Regions from separate parts of the Homo sapiens genome. Here region 1 is linked to region 2. Evidence: read pairs that join two places in POLR2A ChIA-PET (ENCODE). Cell type or tissue: PC-9. All regions are shown on one strand.

Evidence for each region. Peaks named below come from ENCODE experiments on the same cell type or tissue, not always from the same donor. Only the 100,000 strongest peaks of a DNase experiment are listed, where the experiment ranks them.
Region 1: POLR2A ChIA-PET joins it to region 2 with 13 read pairs; 5 of 35 experiments call an interaction of 5 or more read pairs at or near these places.

What each region holds. Positions count from the first base shown.
Region 1 is chr5:16,905,195-16,907,694 of GRCh38, reverse strand. The region is part of intron 1 of MYO10 (myosin X); the gene reads left to right. Among named protein-coding and RNA genes, the nearest start is that of MYO10, 30 kb to the left of the region's middle. In PC-9, no CTCF peak of the experiment used is centred here; a DNase peak (open chromatin) is centred at 1,264.
Region 2 is chr5:17,131,840-17,134,339 of GRCh38, reverse strand. It overlaps BASP1-AS1 (BASP1 antisense RNA 1), which reads left to right. Exons shown (of 3, transcript NR_027253.1): 3 at 2,440-2,500. Among named protein-coding and RNA genes, the nearest start is that of MIR10522, 23 kb to the left of the region's middle. In PC-9, CTCF peaks have their summits at 1,457 and 1,656 (motif pointing right); no DNase peak of the experiment used is centred here.

The DNA of each region.
Region 1 (2,500 bases), 230 kb after region 2:
CCCACAGTGAGTTGTGTATTCTGTGGGTAGTTTCTTAAAGAGGAAGCATATGTCTCCTTATGTAAATCCTGTAATGAAAAATATTTTTTAATATTGTCTGCATAATCCTTTCGGACATTGTTAGTGCCCGGGCTCATTTCAGGATGGATGAAATTGTCCTTTTGTGTAACCTTTTTTTTCTTTTTTTCAATAAATCACTCTAAAGGGAAATGCAATCTCCCGTGACCTGTTGATCAGCAGACTTGGTGATCAGTGGGGACTTTTATTCTTTTCCATAGTGTTGGATGCCTTCTCCTTGGGTCTTCTGAGTCTGTTGTGCTGAAACCATTATTTTTGGTTTCCTTTGTTGGCTCATTCTCTGCCTCCCATTTGAGAGGCAGTGTAGTATAATTACAAGAGCGTGTGCCCTGGAATTACTTCAGTTTTGAATCCTGGCTCCAACATTTAATAAATAAAAGTTAACAAAGAGGCAAGTAAAGAAACAGGATATAAAATGTTTCAAGTGGCTACCAGAAATGGCGATGTTCTTGTGGGTTCCTGAATATAGATGCTTTTCTTTCTTTCTTTCTTTTCTTTTTTTTGAGATGGAGTCTCATTCTGTCGCCCAGGCTGGAGTGCAGTGGCATGTTCTTGGCTCACTGCAACCTCCACCTTCCGGGTTCAAGTGATTCTCCTGCCTCAGCTTCCCGAGTAGCTGGGACTATAGGCGTGTGCCATCATGCCTGGCTAATTTTTTTGTATTTTTAGTAGAGACGGGGTTTCATCGTGTTAGCCAGGATGGTCTCGATCTCCTGACCTCAGGTGATCCACCCGCCTCGGCCTCCCAAAGTGCTCGGATTACAGGCGTGAGCCACCGTGCCTGGCCAGATACTTTTCTTTCTTCTCCACATCAGCCAAGGGGCTTGAGAGGCAAGGGGATGGGTCAGGAGACATTACTGCAGAAGGGTAACTTCTGGCACTTCTTGGATGTGGGGGATGAAAGTGTTGAGACTGTCCTTTTTGGCCAACCTAGTGATTGCAGTGACCTTCGAGATAGGCATAGAGAAGGAGGAAGTTGGAGAGATGATGATGCTAAAGTGGTTTTGGCCATGCTGGCTTCTGACATCCAGCCCTTGGTAGTTAATGATTTAAAGTTGTTTCCAGGTGGGATGTTCCTGGGCCTGAAGAAGCAGTAGCTCTCTTCTCTCTAGAGTGGTGGTTTCTCAACAGTGCGATTTTGCCTCCAGGGGACATTTGGCAATATTTAGAGCTATTTTTGCTTGTGACACCTAGGGGCAGGGTTATCTAGGGAGTAGAAGCCAGGAATGGTGCTAAACTTCCTACCGTCCTCAGGATATGGTTATGCAGCCCCAAGTGTCAGTGGTGTTGCTGCTGAGAAAAGTGCTTTAGACCCTCGAGCTGAAGGACTCAAATTCTTTTCATCCTAGGAGCGCCCCATTGGCTCCTCATTCCAGGGTGTGGTGTTGAGGAATGGGGGGGTCCATTCTGGACCCTACCCCTGGCACCTACCAGGTGCACCCTAAAGTCTGCCAGTGGCATGGGGACTGGGATAGCAGCCGTCCTGCCAGGCAGGAGTTGCCTTCAAGGCCTGTTAAGGGATATGGGGTATGTGTGACACTGTTGTCACTTTTTTTGTGGAAATGCCAAGTGTAAGAAATCTCTGTTGCATTTGACAGGTGTTGCAGTTGAGGATGTATCCATTCTAATCTATGAGTGCTTTTCTTTCTCTTTTTCTTTTTTTCAACTTGCCATGGAAGATAGGGAACAGGAAATTGGACTTAGCAATTACTGAGTGGTTGTCCCTACTCAGATGTCACCTTGTTAACAAGCTGCTCTAACTCCTTAAGTTCTCACCCTTGACACACACATTGTTCATGTGTGAAGACGCTACCCACCCACTCCTGATCTTTGCAATCAGGAGTTAAATTTCTTACTTTTACTGGTGGCAGGGAATTTATTTGTTAAAGCAAACAAAAGAAGATCGCTTGGTGTCACTGGGTCGTTGAGAGCCACAACATGTATTTGGAAGTGAGTTGCATCCAAGGTACCCATCTTTTTCTTTGGCAGACTCTGGAATGGAACTTTCTTGTTTTGCAGCACTCATCGGTCAGTGGAGGTCTGAGATGGACTCATTGCCCTGGCTGGCTGGCTGGCTGGTGGCTGTTCCTGCAGGACGGGAGGGTGAGTGTCAGGGAGGTGGCTCTGATTGCAGGGAGACCTACTAGCCTTAGGGTTGGGAGAATATTCCTTTTGTTGCTCCTTCCCTCCAGCTGTCCCCCTGCCCTCTCTTCTGTTGAGAGCAGTGGACTCTGGGTGTAAGGGCACACTCAGACACAGTAAGGGCTCAAGGTCGGTGAGGGAGATTGTTGTCCTCCGAAGATATTAGTAACAGTGAGCTTTGCTGAATGAGCCCAGACAAGGATGGGAGGTTGAGTCTTTGTGGAATACCGAGTCCATTCTTGGAGGTGCTTTCCTTCAGAAGCTTGGGAAGCCACCTGTG
Region 2 (2,500 bases):
GAACTCGGAAGCTGGAGGTTGCAGTGAGCCAAGATCACATCATTGCACTCCAGCCTGGGCAACAAGAGTGAAACTCTGTGTCAAAAAAAAAAGAAAAAAGAATATTCATAGTAGCTCTTATTCCCAAGAGCTAAACAACTGAAAACAAGCCAAATGTCCCTCAGTGGGCAAATGGTTAGACACACTGTGGTCTAGCCATACCATGGAATAGACAACAACTTGAATGGATCTCAAGGGAATTATGCTGAGTGAAAAAAAAGTCCATCTCAACAAGTTATGATTCCATTTATATAACATTTTACAATAACCGAACTATAGCGATAGAAAACAGATTCATGACTGCCACAGGTAGGAGTGGGAGGAAGAGAACTTGGGTGTAGACATAATGGGGTAGCCTGGGCTAATGGCACAATTCTGTATCTTTTTCTGAGACAGGGTCTTGCTCTGTCACCCAGGCTGGAGTGCAGTGGCGTGAGTGCGTGATCATGGCTCACTGCAGCCTTGATCTCCCAGGCCCAAGTGATCCTCCCGCCTTAGCCTCCTGAGCAGCTAGGACTATAGGTGCTGCCATCACACCTGACTAGTTTTTTAATTTTTTTGTAGAGATAGGGTCTCCCTATATTGCCCAGGCTGGTCTCAAACTCCTGGCCTCAAGCGACCCTCCTGCCTCAGCCTCCTGCAGCGCTGGGATTACACATGTGAGCTACTGTGTCAGGCCACAATTCTGTATCTGACTGTAGTTACAGGTACATGAATGTATACATGTGACAAAATTGCACAGAACTTTATACACACACACACACACACACAAATGAGTGTTTGTAAAGCTAGTAAATGCAATTAAATCTCTATGGATTGTACCAATATCAGGTTCCTAATTTCTATAATGTGTCTGGTTATATGGACATGACCATCAGACAAGGCTGGGTGACGGGTATGTTGGATCTCCCTGTACATTTTTTTTTTTTTTGCAACTTCTTGCAAATCTATAATTATGTCCTTAAAACAGAAAAGTATACCCTAAAACAAAAGATCTTTAGGAAAAGAAAGAGTTGCTTAGCAAAGCCAGGCCTACAGATAGCAGCTTGAGTAGAAAACCGAAGAACAGGCTTCTCAGAGCCCAGTGAAGAAAGAAGCGTTGGCCAAACACCCATTTCTTAACTCCAGAAGTAAATGCAGGAGACACAAGGAGAGAAATAATTGATTTTGTGCAAACCAAACCAGTTCTGATCCCAGCCCCCTGTGTTCTAACTACAGGAGTGTACTGCTTTTCAAATCCACAATGTTTTATGGCCTTAACGAGCCAAGCTGTGTAATTATCATCACACTATGATGCCACACCTAATTTTAAAATCCCACAATAAAGTCACAGCAGGAAGAGGACAGTTACAAAAGCTATATGATGTGATTGTCATTCGGCTTCCGCTACAGTTAAAATTAATCTGTTTCTTTTTAGAGTCTCAATTCTTTCAGAGTATATGTTAAAACACTGCTTCTTTTATGTGTGTTATATTTTTCCTAATGGTAAAACATTGGTAAAAATCAGTTTGAGTGAGGCTTAGTCTAGCTAAAACTAAGCCCTGAAACTGATTCACGGAACACAGCTTGTATTTTTTAATCTGACCACAAGAGGGCTTCTGTTTTTCCTAGTACTAAAAAGGCAGCAGAGTAATCTTTAATTTAGAATATGCAAATATCTTACAAGGGAAAATGAGTTTTAAACCAAGCCCTCCCTGCAAACACCAAGATTTGACTAACTGACTATACAGTTTTTTGTTTTGAGACAAGGTCTTGCTCTGTCACCCAGGCTGGAGTGCAGTGGCATGATCACAGTTCACTGCAACCTCTACCTCCCAGGCTCAAGCCATCCTCCCACTTCAACCTCCTGAGTAGCTGGGACTACAGGCATGCACCACCACATCTGGCTTCTTTTTATTTTTTATTTTTTTATTTTTTTTAGAGAAGACGTCACTATATTGCCCAGGCTGGTCTTGAACTCCTGGACTCAAGTGATCCTCCCGCCTCAACTTCTCAAAGTGCTGGAATTACAGGCGTGAGCCACCATGCCTGACCAACTATACCGTTTTGTAAAAAGTGAAATTTACTGAAGAATGTCTATAAAATATACTTCAAAACTCGGTTTTCCTTTTTTAAATTTGACATATAAATGATGAAAACTAGCCAACCACTTATAAAGCATGTTGATGATTTCATTTCCCAGTTGGCAAATGAAATAGGACCAAGTGCCGTCTTTCTTTTTGTTAGCTTTGTTATTAACATATATAGCTCAGCATCGTGCTCTGAGCATATTGCTGTTATTGTTCAATAACAGCTCTACAGCCAATGGTTCCTTATACATTATTTAAGATAATTCTGTGATGCCAGAAAATGAATTTCCCTAAGTGTACCCTCTCCACCCACACTAACCTTTATTTATAGGTTTCAGTCGATTTGATTATAAAGCAAAGGTTTGGGAAGAAAGACTCATATTCCTCCTGAG